Linked DNA regions of Homo sapiens: region 2 is linked to region 1. A link is an interaction called in ENCODE POLR2A ChIA-PET data of the cell type or tissue named here. Cell type or tissue: B cell. All regions are shown on one strand. Each heading gives the region's core, and the rest is flanking DNA. Links, peaks and the distances in the headings are about the cores only. Region 1 overlaps RNF8 (ring finger protein 8). Region 2 overlaps KCTD20 (potassium channel tetramerization domain containing 20).

What was found. ChIA-PET counts read pairs that join two places held together with the same protein. Peaks named below come from ENCODE experiments on the same cell type or tissue, not always from the same donor. Only the 100,000 strongest peaks of a DNase experiment are listed, where the experiment ranks them.
Region 2: POLR2A ChIA-PET joins it to region 1 with 7 read pairs; 1 of 35 experiments calls an interaction of 5 or more read pairs at or near these places.

What each region holds. Positions count from the first base shown.
Region 1 is chr6:37,375,911-37,384,245 of GRCh38, forward strand. It overlaps RNF8 (ring finger protein 8), which reads left to right. Exons shown (of 8, transcript NM_003958.4): 6 at 1,016-1,123; 7 at 5,240-5,444. Among named protein-coding and RNA genes, the nearest start is that of RNF8, 26 kb to the left of the region's middle. In B cell, for the core only: CTCF peaks have their summits at 5,743 (motif pointing right) and 5,952 (motif pointing left); DNase peaks (open chromatin) are centred at 381 and 5,781; H3K4me3 peaks cover 726 bases; H3K27ac peaks cover 930 bases.
Region 2 is chr6:36,459,138-36,467,472 of GRCh38, forward strand. All of the region lies in intron 1 of KCTD20 (potassium channel tetramerization domain containing 20), which reads left to right. Among named protein-coding and RNA genes, the nearest start is that of KCTD20, 20 kb to the left of the region's middle. In B cell, for the core only: no CTCF peak of the experiment used is centred there; no DNase peak of the experiment used is centred there; H3K27ac peaks cover 764 bases.

The DNA.
Region 1 (8,335 bases), core at 56-8,055:
AAGTGTGTCCACACGCAGTCTGACCTCTTGGGGAAAGCCGGGGAGATGGTACTGCAGGCCTCTGCAGGAGTGGGAAGTGGCAGGTATCATAGAGCATGGAGCCTGAAGGTAATTCAAGAGGCCTGTCTCCAGCCTTCTGCCTCCAGAGGTGTACCTTACTTTACAGAAAAGGCAGCTGCAAAGAACACAGCAACTTTATAACTAATTCAAGTTTCCTGCCTCTGGACTATTCATGCCTCTTTTCTTGTCCAGTGAGTTTTTAATTGTTTGGGATAATCTTATGTAATGTCTGAACTACAGCTTGCTATAAACTACTTAATGTCCCATCTGGTCTTGGGTGGTTGGTGTGGTTAGTATGTCACCTGCATTTTTCTCATTTGATTAATTTTGGGGAAGGAGACAGAATTTGCAATGCAAATACTGAAAAAGTGGTGTTTTAGTCCATTCAGGCTACTACAAAAAAGACCCATAAACTGCGTAGCTTAAAAACAACAGAAATTTATTTCTCACAGTACTGGAGGTTGGGAAATCCAAGATCAAGATGCTGGCATGTTTGGTGTCTGGTGAGGGCTGTCTTCTGATTCGTAGATGGAGTCTTGCCATGTCTGTCCCTATATGGCGGAAGGGGCAAATGAGCTCTCCTTGGGCCCCTTTAAGGCCACTAACCCCATTTATGAGCATGGAGCCCTCATGACCTAGTCACCTCCCAAAGGCCCCACCTCTTAATACCATCACGTTTGAAAATAAGTTTCAACATGGGAATTTGGGAGGAAGCACAAACATTCAGACCATAGCAAGTAGGGAGAGGAAAGAAAGGAGGTTAGTGCTCTGTATTAGAAAACAATTATTGAAAAACAATAAGCCTTAGGGAAAGTGTTCTATTCTTAATGTTGCTGCACCAGAATGAATCACTCATTAAGACTGAATCCTCTTCTAAATAATTGACCCTGCTCCCTGTCCCATTTTGCATTTTTGTTGGTTCTCTGAATGACAGGTAGGATTGTGTGTCTTGCAGGAAGAGAAGGAGAAGATGCAAGCACAGAAGGAAGAAGTTCTTAGCCACATGAATGATGTGCTAGAGAATGAGCTCCAATGTATTATTTGTTCAGAATACTTCATTGAGGTAATTATGAACAGTTGCTCACCCCTTCTTTTTTTTTTTTTTTTTTTTTTTTTTTTGAGACAGAGTCTCACTCTGTCAACCCAGGCTAGAGTGCAGTGCCACAATCTCGGCTCACTGCAACCTCCACTTCCTGGGCTCAAGCAGTTCTTGTGCCTCAGCCTCCCAAGTAGCTGGGTCCCTTACAGGCACATGCCACCATGCCTGTCTAAGCTTTTGTATTTTTAGTAGACATGGGGTTTTGCCATGTTGGCTAGGCTAGTCTCGAACTCCTGACCTCAGGTGATCTGCCCACCTCAGCCTCCCAAAGTGCTGGGATTACAGGTGTGAGTCACCACACCCAGCCGACCCCTTCTTATTCTCCCAACCCTGAATGAAGCCTGGGCTACACAGGCTGCTTCTACTATAGGGGAACATTCTGAAGAGATTTTCTTCCAGGAACTTATAACTATTTGATTTCAAAGTCACCTCTAGAGATGACCACCTCTTATTTGTTTTTATAATCTTCTTTCCCTTCACTGTCCTTTTTTGGCATTTCATCTGTTCTTAAATGTTTATTTGGTATGATTAACATTTTGAGCTGCAATGAAGCCTTTATCTCTTTGTTGTTGAGGAGAAAACAGGGCCAAATTAGATTTTGGAAGTATCAGAATAAAGCTGCTCAATAAAAGCTATTCTTTCTTTACTCTGAATGGGCACTATGCCGAGAATATGCTTATAGTGCAACCTTTTAAACGAGGGGGTAAACGTCATTAAAATGTGGTCACTTTGGGAATTTACGGCCCAAGTTGAATATATTTCAGGGACTCTGAGGCTCCTTATGGAAATGAAACCTCTACCATTTGTTAGCCTATCATATTTTTGCACTGGCTTATTTATTTATTTGACAAATTCTGCTGTTTGTGACCAGTTCACCTTAGACCACAGATGTTAAATTCAAGTTGCTAAATGACAGTGCTATTCAGACTCCTTTAAAAAGAAGGCCAGGTGCAGTGGCTCACACCTGTAATCCCAGCACTTTGGAAGGCCAAGGCAAGAGGATCACCTGAGGTTAGGAGCTCGAGACCAGACTGGCCAACATGGTGAAACACCATCTCTACTAAAACTACAAAAATTAGCCAGACATGGTGGTGTGTGCATGTAGTCCCAGCTAGTCGGAAGGCTGAGGCAGGAGAATCACTTCAATTTGGGAGGCGGAGGCTACAGTGAGTCGAGATCACGCAACTGCACTTCAGCCTGGGTGACAGAGCAAGGCATGAAAAAAAAGAAAAAGAGAAAGAAAAATGTAGGCCGGGTGCAATGGCTCATGCCTATAATCCGAGCACTTTGGGAGGCCAAGGTGGGCGGATCACCTGAGGTCAAGAGTTCAAGATCAGCCTGGTCAACGTGGCAAAACCCCATCTTTACTAAAAATACAAAAATTAGCCAAGCATGGTGGCATGCACCTGTAATCCCAGCTACTCGGGAGGCTGAGGCAGGAGAATTGCTTGAACCCAGGAGGCAGAGCTTGCAGTGAGCTGATATCGCACCACTGCACTCCAGCATGGGTGACAGAGCGAGACTCCGTCTCAAAAAAAAAAAAAAAAAAAAAAAGAAAAACATATACACACAGCTTTCTTTTCTCAGGTGATCTTTAGGGAAGTTGGGTCTGTTAGCCTCTTGAAAAATCTCTCCTGGGCAGAACTGTTTCTTTTCCTCTGGGTCCGTTTGGACTTCAGATCGTAACTTCTCCCATAATTTCTAGTCATCTGATTCTCTACTTTGGAGAAGTTCTATGTTGTTTTGACAGGGCTTATGGACTCTATAAGAGGAAGACAAGGAACGGGGGTTGAAATAAATGATGAGTTAGCCAACCTGGAGCATCTGCAGAGACATATAAGACATAAACAACTTGACCCTGTGTTTTGTTTACAGAATACTGTCTTATCTACTCTACTGGTCACCTCTTAAAATTCGTCTCAGAAATATGTTTTATTTTATTTATTTATTTATTTGTTTATTTTTGAGACAGAGTCTCACTGTGTCACCCAGGCTGGAGTGCAGTGGCGCAATCTCGGCTCACTGCAGCCTCCTCCTCTTGGGTTCATGTGATCCTGCCTCAGCCTCCGGAGTAGCTGGGACTACAGGCACCCGCCACCACACCCAGCTAATTTTTTTGTATTTTTAGTAGAGATGGGATTTCATCATGTTGGCCAGGCTGGTCTCGAACTCCTGACCTCAGGTGATCTGCCTGCCTCGGCCTCCCAAAGTGCTGGGATTACAGTGAGCCTGGCCAGATGCTTCATTTTTATCAGATAGGTTTTCAGTACTGTTTATGAGAGCTTGTCTCATGTAATAAACACAATGTTTCCTAGCTTCTGTGCTCAACTTGGCATTTGAAAAATATGTAATATCTGTGTTATTTTGCACTGTTATCCTAAGAGCAGGAATGAGCATTTTTGAGCCTCAGAAAAAGTTGTATCTTAGGAGATGTACATAAACAAGAGTAACAAAGAAAAAGGTTTGTATTCTTCTGAGTGAAAAGGGCTCAGGCAGAAATTGACCAGAGGGATTACTCAGAGGAGCCCCACAAATACAGGCTTCCTTTTGCTTTCTCTCTTCATTGGCACATTACTTAGATATTCAGGCGTTGTCAACGAACCCACTACATTTTTACTTTTTTAGTTTCTTTTTTTGCCCAGCATTTTTAGTTGCCTTCTATATTATTTTACTTTTTTAGTTTTAGAGATGATGTCTTATATAATTCTGTATACTTAATATTTAGTATGTGTTCCCTTTCATATGTCAATTAGCAAGACATAAATTTGTTTTTCTTTTTAAAAAATTTGTTTTATAAAAGCATCAGATTGGTGGAAAATAATACTTTTTATTGTTTGTTTTTGTTTGTTTGTTTGTTTTTTCCAGACAGTGTCTCACTCTGTCGCCCAGGCTGGAGTGCAGTAACGCCATCATGGCTCACTGCAGCCTCTAGCTCCCAGGCTCTAGTGATCCTCCCACCCCAGCCTCCTGAGTAGCTGGGACCACAGACTGTGCCACCATGCCTGGCTATTTTTTTTTTCCTTTTTTTGTAGAGATAGGGTTTCATCATGTCTCTCAGACTGGTCTCAAATTCCTGGGCTCAAGCAGTCCACCTTCTTCAGCTCCCCAAGTGCTGGGATTACAGGTGTAAGCATTCACGCACTTAATAGTCCTACTCATATCCAATAACATTTTGTTTGCAAGGTGGCCAGCCCACATTGGGAGTGTGGTCTAAGTTGGTGGACTGAAAAAGACAAATCAGCCTGCCTGGAACCTGAGTCTGTGACCTTAACTTTAAGAAAAGAATTGTCTAACATAAAGCTTAAAATTTCCCAACCCAGGCCGGGCTTGGTGGCTCACACTTGTAATCCCAGCACTTTGGGAGGCCGAGGCGGGCAGATCACGAGGTCAGGAGATCGAGACCATCCTGGCTAACACGGTGAAACCCCGTCTCTACTAAAAATACAAAAAAATTAGCCGGGTGTAGTGGCAGGCGCCTGTAGTCCCAGCTACTCGGGAGGCTGAGGCAGGAGAATGGCGTGAACCCAGGAGGCGGAGTCTGCAGTGAGCCGAGATCGCGCCACTGCACTCCAGCCTGGGGGACAGAGTGAGACTCCGTCTCAAAAAAAAAAAAAAAAATTCCCCAACCCTAAAAACGATTTCTGCCTCTGTCACCCTGGCCGGAGTGCAGTGGTGTGATTTTGTCTCACTGCAACCTCCATCTCCTGGGTTCAAGCAATTCTCGTGCCTCAGCCACCCGAGTAGCTGGGATTACAGGTGTGCACCACTGTGACTGGCTAATATTCGTATTTTTAGTAGAGACGAGGTTTTACCATGTTGCCCAGGCTGGTCTCAAACTCCTGACCTCAGGTGACCCACCCACCTTGGCCTTCCGAAGTGCCAGGATTACAGGCATGAGCCATCATGCCCGGCCCAACCCCAAGAATGATTCTGATACTCTTTATAAGCCCTTAAGATGGGATTGTTGTTAATTTTCCATTTGGCCTTTGAAATTCACTCCTGTCCTAACTTTGAGATCACAAGCATCCTGAGAAAGTAAGCATGAAAGTTCTGATATGTGTGTCCACATTCCTACTGTAGGCTGTCACCTTGAACTGTGCCCACAGTTTCTGCTCCTACTGTATCAATGAATGGATGAAGCGGAAGATAGAATGCCCCATTTGTCGGAAGGACATTAAGTCCAAAACGTACTCTTTGGTTCTGGACAATTGCATTAATAAGATGGTAAATAATCTGAGCTCAGAAGTGAAAGAACGACGAATTGTTCTCATTAGGGAACGAAAAGGTGAGTGGGTGTGAGAATTCCTACCCCTCAAGAAAGGACTTATTTACTTCCAAACTTCAACAAATATTTTTGGAAAGAGAAAGAGTCAGATAAACAATTCTTGAACTAGGGAAGAGATGGAATAAATGGGGAGGAGTAAAGGGAGTTAAAGATAATGCAGGAGAGGAAGAGTTGAGATAGAATTAACCGCAACTGTTACTTGAGCAGCAGGGAAGTGGGAGGCTAAGTATGTGTGCCTTGGTTGTGGGGGGATAAAATGAAGATGTGATTTAAAAAAATACACACAGTCAGACGTTTTGCTGTACCAGTCACTAGATGGTGCTGTTGTCAAGACACTTCAGTTGCTGTCCAGGTGTTGAAAAAACCTTGAGTTAAGTATACAGTGAGTTATAAATAGGATAGTAGGGCCAGGAATCTGATGCTGACTTGCAAGCACCTGTGGTTTGAAACTGGCCCTCTGCTGGTCAGCCAGAATGGAGGCAGCAGGCTTGTCACAGAGGCTGAGCAGGACGTGTGTCTGAGCCTCTTATGCCCAAGGAAGACATTCTGACCTGTGGGAGGGCAGAGTAGACTTTGAAAGCTGGTTCTTTGGAACTGAAGTTTTACCACTTTACTAACAGCTGTATGCTACTGGGTTTTGTGCCTAAATTTAAGCCCCCACAGATTTTCACTTCCAAGAGCTACTTGATCTGACAGAATCCCATTGTTCTTCCTTTTCACCTCCCATCACTCCATAAGCATTTACAGGAATACTACACTAGGCATCAGGAGAAAAAGTTAAATAAGACATTATCTCAGCCCTTACGGCACAAACAGTCTGGCGGAGGAGATAGAAAGGCAAGTAGATAGTGTGATGAGTTCCTTATCAGGGTGCTATGAAACTTCAAAGGAAGGGACACACCTGATTTGGCCTGGGGAGGTGCAGGTATGGGAAAAAGCTTCATCAAGGAAATGACATTTGAATGAGCCTTAAAGGTTCCCTAGGAGGTTAGCTTTCTAAGGAGAGGCAGTAGCACAAGCAAAACACAGAGGCATGAGAAGCAGTGACCTGTCCTGCCCCAGTTCCCAGTGTGGCCCACACAAGACATAATATTCACATGATGTCAAGGCTTAGAAAGTATCTACGGAGGCTTTGTGAATTTTTTTTTCTTCCCTCTTTCCCTTTTTGAGAGGAGCAGTGATCTGGGAATCCAGATTTGGCCAAGATCAGCTGAGTCGGGGGACGGGGTTGGGGGGTGGACCTAGGGACACCCATGGGCTTTCTTCGCCCAGTCTACCACCTAAGTTCCTTCCCTGCAATCTAAGCATGGCAAATGGCTTCACAAAACATCAGGGAAAGAAAAGGCTGGGCACGGTGGCTCATGCCTGTAATCCCAGCACTTTGGGAGGCCAAGATGGGCAGATCACGAAGTCAGGAGTTCGAGACCAGCCTGGCCAACATGGTGAAAGCCCGTCTCTACTAAAAATACAAAAATTAGCCGGGCGTGGTGGCGCACACCAGTAGTCGCAGCTACTCAGGAGGCTGAGGCAAGAGAATCGTTTGAACCTGCAGAGGTTGCAGTGAGCCAAGATCGCACCACTGCACTCCAGCCTGGATGACAGAGCGGGACTCTGTCTCAAAAAAAAAAAAAAAAGGAAAGAAGGGCCCTGGGCCCTGTGTCCTAAGTTTACGTCTGACTCCTATTACACAGAGTTAATTCTGCAGAGTAATAACAGATCCCCCTTTTCTCTCCAAAGGCTAAAGAGGGTGTCTCTCACTTTTTTGGTAACACTAGGGGGCTACACAGTAAAATGAGTTAGCTTCCCTGTTACATGCATTGGCTGGGAGCACTTCTGGCACCCATCTTGGTTTCTGTAGTTATCACACTGAATGCAGCTTTGAAGTTTTCTCTAGAGACAGACAGGTTTTCTGAGACCTGATTTAGGGAAAGACATGCCAGAGCTATCAACAGCTTCACTGGGTTTAGAGAAAATTCTCAGTTTAAATACCAACCTTCCTTCCATATTCCAAGGCCAATTGAAAGCTGGTTTAATCCCTGTTGCATGGGAATTTTTAAAAAGGACCAAATTTAGGATCTGGAAACTAGGATTGGCAAGCCTGTAATTGTCAGAGTCCCATCACTGCAGGCCCTGGAGCAGGAATTGCTCTTATAAATTCAGAGGAGACCTGCCTGCCTGTGGCCACAGGGTGTTGCCCATGCAGACATGCCTGTATTCTGATTTCACCAAGAACAGCCTCACTTCTAGGCCTCCTGGGCTGGTTATTGAAGTTTCATATGTTAGTGGGAGGAGTAGAGTCTCATGACTGATTAGCCATTGATCTCTTGTGTGAGACCAGAGGAGAGGAAGAGGATGGGAGTGTTAGGATGCTGGGTCCTGAGTTGGAGATGGATGCTCTGGAGCTAGGACAGATAACAGACATTCAGTAAGTCTTGTATCATGAGTCACTGTGGCTCTCTGGGATATTGACATGAGATTTTTTCTGAATGGAAAAGTTTTTTTGAAATCCCCTATAGAGTATCTCCCTCTGGAGCTGGTGAGGTGAGAGAGCAGTCTTCTGTCAGCTCCTCCCCTCCCGTTTCTTCTGTTCTCATTCGATGTTAGTTGGTTGACAAGAGTGTTAAAACTCTTCTGTTTTGCTTTTCCTAGCGGTTTCTTTGGGTTGTACTCAGAAAAAAAACAAGCAATGTAGAAATAAAATCTCCTTGGTCCTTTAGAACAGTGATTTTCAACCAAGGGGCTTTTTCAAACTACATTCCTTAGCTCCCTTGCTACTATTTTTTTTTTTTTTTTTTTGAGATGGTGTCTTGCTTTGTTGCCCAGGCTGAAAGGCTGAAGTTTAATGGCGCAATTTTGGCTCACTGCAACCTCCCCCTCCCGGGTTTAAGTGA
Region 2 (8,335 bases), core at 50-8,049, 920 kb before region 1:
CCCATCTCTACTAAAAATACAAAAATTAGCCAGGGCTGGTGGCACGTGCCCATAATCCCAGCTACTCGGGAGGCTGAGGCAGGAGAATCGCTTGAACTCGGAGGCAGAGGTTGTAGTGAGCTGAGATCATGCCACTGCACTCCAGCCTGGGCAACAGAGCGAGACTCCGTCTCAAAAAAAAAGAAAAAGAAGATATCATTTAGGTACAAAGGATAGCCCTTCCCAAGGAAGCCTTACACTATATACCATAATTTTTCACTTCATATTTTAACATTTTTAAAATCAGGATGCATCTGAAAATTCTATTTAATACAATAGTGCTGCTTTTTCTTAAAAAGTTTTTAGATTGATGATGTCTTAGCGTCAAGTGTCTTAGGACTCAGAAAATGGTGTGTGGGTTACATTATCTACATTGGCCTAATTTTTGACAAGACTGCATGAAAACTTTTGACAGCAATTGGTGCTGGTCCTTGAACTAGATGACCTTTACACTGTTTTCTGACAGTGATTTGTGGATTGTTTATAAACATGAATTTTCTACATGTTAGCTCTGTTACTACAGTACTTTTGACAGCAATTGGTGCTGGTCCTTGAACTAGATGACCTTTATACTGTTTTCTGACAGTGATTTGTGGATTGTTTATAACATGAATTTTCTACATGTTAGCTCTGTTACTATAGTACTGATTTATGGATCTGTCCTCTAAAGCCTTCAACTCTTTTCTTGCTATATAAATGCTTAGCTCTTTTCTATAAAATAGTCAACTGTATTTACTAATATACTTTTAATTTTTTAATTGCACTGCTTTAAAAAATGTTATTACTAAAAGTATATCCCTTGGATTTCCTAGAAGTTTGTCTTTAAATTATTCTTTACAGCCTATGCAGTTGTTCCTTTAGAGAGTTTTAGGTAATAGCCAAGTAGAGGAGTATCCTGGACACTGAAGACCTTACCCTGGAAATTCTATTATATGTTGACCAGCTTTTTTGTAGGAGTCGTGAGCTTTCTTTGACCTATTATGTGCCTTGGATTGTTCTCCTTAAGGTTTCATTAGAATGACCTTAACTAGTTAAGTTCAATCAAAAGAGGAAGCACCCCACATGGAAATTATAGAATTCCATCTAACCAGTATTTAGGTAATAAAGTTGAAAGAAGTTACAGCAGAATTAGATCTCTCTTTTTTTTTCCCGAGACTGAGCCTGTAGCCCAGGCTGGAGTGCAGTGGAATGATCTCAGCTCAGTGCAACCTCCACCTCACAGATTCCAGCGATTCTCCTGCCTCGGCCTCCCGAGTAGTTAGAACTACAGGTGCCCACCATCACACCCAGCTAATTTTTTGTATTTTTAATAGAGACGGGGTTTCACCATGTTGGCCAGGCTGGTTTCGAACTGCTGACCTCAAGTGATCCGCCCACCTCAGCCTCCCAAAGTGTTGGGATTACAGGCGTGAGCCACCGCACCCAGCCTCACAATTAGAACTTAATTTGAACTCAGATTGTAAAATCAACCCCCATCTGGAGGTATTTGATTTAGAGGCTCTGTTGTAGCAATTATTTAAAGAGGAAAGGTGCTAGATGTGCCCATTATCAGCACAGGAAGATTATATGTCCTAGCCCCCGGTCTTCAGCTTGAAATCACATTTCCAGTCCTGTAAAACATACATAGAAATTTTGAAGTGATTTATACCTATAAGGAGCAGCGGCACTGCATGGTGGTAAACAGCATGGACTATGAAGCCAGAAGTCTGGCTCCACTGCTTGTTAGCTGTGTGACTGTGGGAACTTTCCTTAACCTCCTTCTTCCTTCAGTTTTCTTATGTGTAAAATGAGGGTAACAATGGCATCTACCTCATAAAGTTTTTTGAGTATTAAATAATATTTATAAAGTACTTAAATAATATATAGTGCATGATATGTGTTAAATCAATTAAGTTTAAGTCCATCTGGACTTAGGATGTAATGTTTGCAGTAATTTGACATATGAAAGAATCCAGCAGATTAATTTGTGATTCTCATTTAAGATATGTTCTTGAGTAATTTGGTTTAGATTTGATTATTAGTTGAAGAATGCTAGAAAACTTTGCTAAGTTTGAAAAGTGTTGTAATATTTAGGACCTTTTTATGTATACTATACTTATAAGTTTAATTTTTTAAACATCTACCAGAACTTTTTTAAAAAAGTACTTAAGGATTTGCTTGGTAGGCATTTGAAGTGCTAACACAGGAAAAGAGCATCTATTAAACTAAATGTAGTGAAGATGTTTGATGGGAATGCCAAATTTAGGGGATTCATGTTTTATATTTAAACTGGAGGTGGGTACAAGAGTTTTTATTATATGGTTCTTTAAATCTTTTTATATGTAGTACATTAATATTTTTAAATTAGGTAATTAGGCTGATACAGTTATAAAAAAACTAAGGGTCTTTAGACTGTTAATATACTGAATTTAAGGTCTTAATGTAAATCCAAGTAACTCACATAGCCTTTTATGTGCACAAAAGCTGTCTTTCAACGTTAAGTTATATTGACAAAAAAGTACTGTAACTCATATAGTCTTTTATGTAAGTTAAAAGCTGTCTTTCATCTAAGTTATATTGACAAAAACGTACTAAGGGTAGTAAGTTAGGAGTGTCAAATAGAGGAGACAGGAAAATTTATCCAAGCAATTCTAATCTTGTCACCCTGTCATTGTACTTTTATCTGTCAGCTTGTTAGCCTGGCCTGTGATTTGTAGAGAAGGAGGAAGGAAAAGGGAAGTGGAATCAGAGGAGTACGAGCTTTCCTGTGGAATTGTAATGCCTTCTTCTCTCCTGCTTCTCATTATGATTTTCTTCCAAGTAGAAATGAGGAGCAGAAATAGTCCTGTCCACAGATATCCTTTGAATTTTCTGCCTTGCCAAGCTTGTGTAGTTTTTTGCCTTAAATTCTATTTTGTAGGCTATTAATATAGCTTCACCAACTCTCTTTTGGGTATCTGCCCCTTTTCCATCCTTCACCATTTTTCTGTTGTGTTAGTTTCATGTATTTTCATAACCCTTGTGGAGTATGATGATAACAACCCTTCGTAGTCTGTTACATATATAGTTTTTCAAGTCTGTTGTCTTTGTTTATAGGATCCTTTGCCATACAAATGTTTTTAAATGTTTTGTGGTCAGATTTGTCTTTCTCATTTCGCTTTTGGGTTTTGGGTCTTGATTAAAAAGGCCTCCCAACCCCTAGATTGTAATCTCCTGTAACATTCTTGGAAAAGAATATTGTTGTGATTCAGCTTCTCATCTATGAAATGAAAAGACTATACTGAAACAGTAGTTCCCAAACATCGCCAGTCAGTGGGAGATCACTTGAGGAGCGTGTTACAAGTTCAGATTCTCCAGACCCAACTAAAGACTTATTGAATAAGAATCTCTGGGGAATGGGGCCCAAGAAGATGTTTTAACAAGTTCCTCTAAGTGATTCTGATTATCAGCTGGATTTGAGAACCATTGGACAATATGATCACTGAGGTCTCTTCTGATTCTAAAATATCATTTCTGTATTATGTAACTCTTAAATAATACATTATCTCAACAACTAGATTGTAAGCTCTTTGAAGGTAAGCAAGACTGTGTCTTAGGTAATACCCTTTTCTTCGCTGTCAGCCCACTAAGATACTTACTACCTCACTCCTAGACAATTTTAGTAACCTTCTCTTATAGCCCCTCCAGTCTGTCTGTGGTCTTATTTATCTTAAAGCAACATTTTGAACATGACACCTTCCTGCAGAAGCTTTGGCTACAAGACAGAATCCTATTTTACCTTATAATCTAAGTGCCTCTGTAAACTAGCCCCAACTTTTTGTCTTTAGCTTTACCCAAGGGAGTGTGTACAATTATCTAAGCTGTGCTTTATACAGCTCCTTAGATGATGATGTGCATGGTCTTCCCTGGAATTGTATGATATGGTGGTAACCTTGACTTTTCCCACCCTTTTGCATTAATCCTTCACTCTAGCCTGATTGGTTTACTTTCTTTCTCTTTCATATGGTAATAAAGCCTTGTTTATTCTTATTTTCCTGCCAGTTATTTGTCATTCATCTTGCCTGGAATGCCCTTTTTCCCTTTTCTGTATCTAATCTCTCCATATTAATAGCTACACAGTGGAGTATTATGCAGACATAATAAAGAATGAGGAATATGTGTATGAACTCCCATGGAGTGATTTCCAGGATATACTGTTAAGTAATATAACAAGGTACAAAATATGGTATTTTATTTGGTAGAATATGGTATTCTATCTTTTGTATAAGAGAAAAAAGGAGTTAAGAATATATGTATATGTACACACATACTTCCTTATGTCTGCAAAGAGAAACATTAAAGATAAACTAACAAAACCAATGCTATGGTTTGAATGTATATGTCCCTCCAAAATTGTTGTGTTGGAACTTAAACCCCCAAGGTGATACCATTAAGAGGGGAGGCCTTTAGGAGGTGATTAGGCCTTATAAAAGGGAATTGAAGGAACCTAGCTAGCCCTTCTCCTTCCATCATGTGAGGACGCCTGGATGCCATCATCTTTGAGGAACAGCCCTCACCAGATACCCAATTTGCCAGCACCCTAATCTTGCTTGGATTTCTCAGCCTCCAGAACTGTGAGAAAAGAAATTTCTGTTCTTTATGAATTACCCAGTCTCAGGCATTTTGTTTATAGCAGCACAAATGGACTAAGACAACTGGTTATCTGTAGGGAATAAATAGGAACAGATTGAGAGGGAAAAAGGGGAAGGACAGAGACTTCTCTGAACATTCCTTTTTTATGAGTCTTCAACTTCGGAACCATGTAAATGTTTTACATATTCAGGAAATACATTTTAAAAATAATGGGAAAATGCTATGATTGAATAAAAAGAGAAACAAAAGAACCTACCTTACAGAACATATAGAGAAAAAATACACAGTAACTTTTGAATATAGCATGCTGACTGTACATCCTTAGTGGGATATGCTTTAAGGACAAAAAGAACTGCTCCCTTGACCAAAACACCTAAACTTAGTAGGTTTATTGTTACTAGTAATTTGACATTATAATTCTGAAACTAGTCTATGAACCAAGAATTTCAATGTGAAGGAAAAGATACACTAATATAAAATGAGTTAGGAAAAACCAGTATTAAATTTGAACTGAAAACATCAGTATAAACTCTATTTATGAATGAATGAGAGAGACTGGGTCTTGCTCTGTCATGGGTTGGAGTGCAATGGCATGATAATGGGTTACTACAGCCTTGACCTCCCAGGCTCAAGTGATCCTCCTTCCACAGCCTCCTGAGCAGCTGGGACAACAAGTGTACACCATCACACACCAGCTAATTTCTTATCTTTTGTAGAGACTCAGTACTTTCGGAATATGATAGCCTCTTACTGTGAGTTCATAATAGTCCTAGAAGGAGGTCTTGTAGACATTTTAGATTTTCCCCATCCCCCTCTGTTTCCCCTCCCCCAAACTTCATCCCATTTTAACCTATTCCCAGAAATTCTGGGTGTCACCAGAGAGCATTATGTGCAGCAAAACAGAAAACCTGCTTAACAGAAAACATTAGCAGAGTTCTCATTAGCATGCATAAAGAAAAAGCACAATGGAACTAGACCAAGTGGTTTTCACATAAGAACAGACTGGAAGGGCTAGGATTTTTCAGTTTGGAATGAAGGTTTGGCAAAGATATAACTACTTCTTAAGTTTGATTATGGGATATGGGTTAAGGGCAGATTAGCTTATTTACCAAATTCTGTGGCATCCTACTTCATTTTCACCTCCCACCTCCTACACAGAGTGGAGATACGGTCCTAAGTATAAACAAGGGTACTGCCTTTTGAAAGATCATGTCCTTGCACTATTAACGGTATGAAATGGTGGCTCACGCCTGTAATCCCAGCACTTTGGGAGGCCAAGGTGGGTGGATCATGAGGTCAGGAGATCAAGACCATCCTAGCCAACATGATGAAACCCCGTCTGCACTAAAAATACAAAAATTAGCCGGGCGTGATGGTGCATGCCTGTAATCCCAGTTACTCAGGAGGCTGAGGCAGGAGAATTGCTTGAACCCGGGAGGCAGAGGTTGCAGTGAGCTGGGATCGTACCACTGCACTCCAGCCTGGGCAAGAAGGGTGAGATTCCGTCTCAAAAAAAAAAAAAAAAACAGTATGCAAGCATTATGCTTTTGAGATACATCAATATTATTGCCCCCATGCCATTCCAATTAGTTTTTTTTTGTTTTTTTTTTTTTTAATCTGAGTAGTTCAATGGTAGGATATTGAATTTATTTAAGGGAATAGTGATCTAGGTAAATATCTTGTTTTCTTCAGAAATAATTGATTAGGAGAAATTGCAAATAAGAAAATATATAAATTTATTATCTACAGGCTGTTGTGTGGATTCATACTCAAGATGATTGTTCTAGAGAGAAACCAGTACATTCTTTTTTAGGTGCAAGGAATATGTAGAGATAATTCCACTATCAAAGACTGTATATACATTTTCCAAGATGGGGAGATGATGGTGATAAAACTATTTTGCTGTTCCAGGTCAGTAAAATCAAGACTTAACAAAATATGGGCCTTCATGGGAGGCCTGTGAAATAAATAATAAAATATATACTCTTAAAATATATAGCTCCTCAGAGTGTATAAAATGCTTTCACAGAATGTATGGAAGTGAAGCATGAACTGGCTTGCTGGATGTTTTCTTTGCTTCACAGCTGTATATTCTGGGTTCCATTATTAATATACATTTTAACTCTTGCTGCCTTTCCAAAGCAGTCTCTTCAGTTACTGTTAAGCTATAACAGGGTGGTGAACCTCTGGTTCTTGCACATTGCTGTGACCTTCAGAGTTGTGTTGACCAAAAAATAGTTTTGCAGCAATAGAGAATTATATTGTTGTTGAAGTGTTTTGTTTCTTTTCTTTTTTTTTTTTTTGAGATGGAGTCTCTCTCTGTCACCCAGGCTGGGGTGCTCTAAGCTCACTGCAATCTCCGCCTCCTGGGTTCAAGCAATTCTCCTGCCTCAGCCTCCCGAGTAGCTGGGACTACAGGTGCACACCACCACACCCAGCTAATTTTTGTATTTTTAGTAGAGACGGGGTTTCACCATGTTGGCCAGGATGGTCTCGATCTCCTAACCTCAGGTGATCCGCCCACCTCAGCCTCCCAAAGGGCTGGGATGACAGGCATGAGCCACTGGGCCTGGCTGTGTTTTGCTGCTTTTTTTCTCTTTTTTTTTTTTTTTGAAACAGGGTCTTGCTCTGCTGCTCAGGCTGGAGTGCAGTGGTACAATCACAGCTCACTACAGCCTCGACCTCCTGGGCTTAAATCATCCTCCCGCCTCAGCTTCCCAAGTAGCTGGGACTACAGGCATGCACCACCATGTCTGGCTAATTTTTAAATTTTTTTTAGAGATGAGATCTTACTATATTACCCAGGCTGGTCTTGAACTCTCAGGCTCAAGAGATCCTCCTGCCTTGGCCTCCCAAAGTTCTGAGACTACAGGTGTGAGCCACTGCGCCTTGCCTTTTTTTCTTTCCTTTTTTTTTTCCCCGCCTTCAATCTGTTCTGAGGACGAAGATTCATTTGGGGGATGGCTACAGAAGTGAACCAGGGTAGGCAATGAAAATATCATTCAAAGTTGAATGAAGCGTCCATGCTGGAAGGGGAATAGAACCTTACTATTATATTTAAACTGCCTGCTCTGGTTTGTTGAAGAACTTGGTATCAGTTTGCTTCTTAGGTTTCATAAGTCAAGAGATTTTTGTTCCATCATTCTGGGATTTTAGAGGAAATAGAGTTTATAGGGGACTTTGGGAAATGCTGGGTTCGGTGATATCTGAAAGTATGTGCCATTAAACATTAATCCTGGGCTGGGTGTGGTCGTGCACACCTGTAATCCCAGCACTTTAGGAGGCCGAAGCGGGTGGATCACCTGAGGTCAGGAGTTTGAGACCAGCCTGGCCAACATGGTGAAACCCCGTGTCTACTAAAAATACAAAAATTAGCAGGGCGTGGTGGTGGGTGCCTGTAATCCCAGCTACTTGGGAGGCTGAGGCAGGAGAGTCGCTTGAACCCAGGAGGTGGAGGTTGCAGTGAGCTGAGATGGTGCCATTGCACTCCAGCCTGGGCAACAAGTGAAAGACTCCGAAAATCCTTCAGGATTTTTTTTTTTTTTTTTTTTTTTTTTTTTTTTTTTTTTGAGACGGAGTTTCGCACTTTCGCCCAGGCTGGAGTGCAATGGCGCCATCTCTGCTCACTGCAACCTCCACCTCCCAGGTTCATGCCATTCTCCTGCCTCAGCCTCCCGAGTAGCTG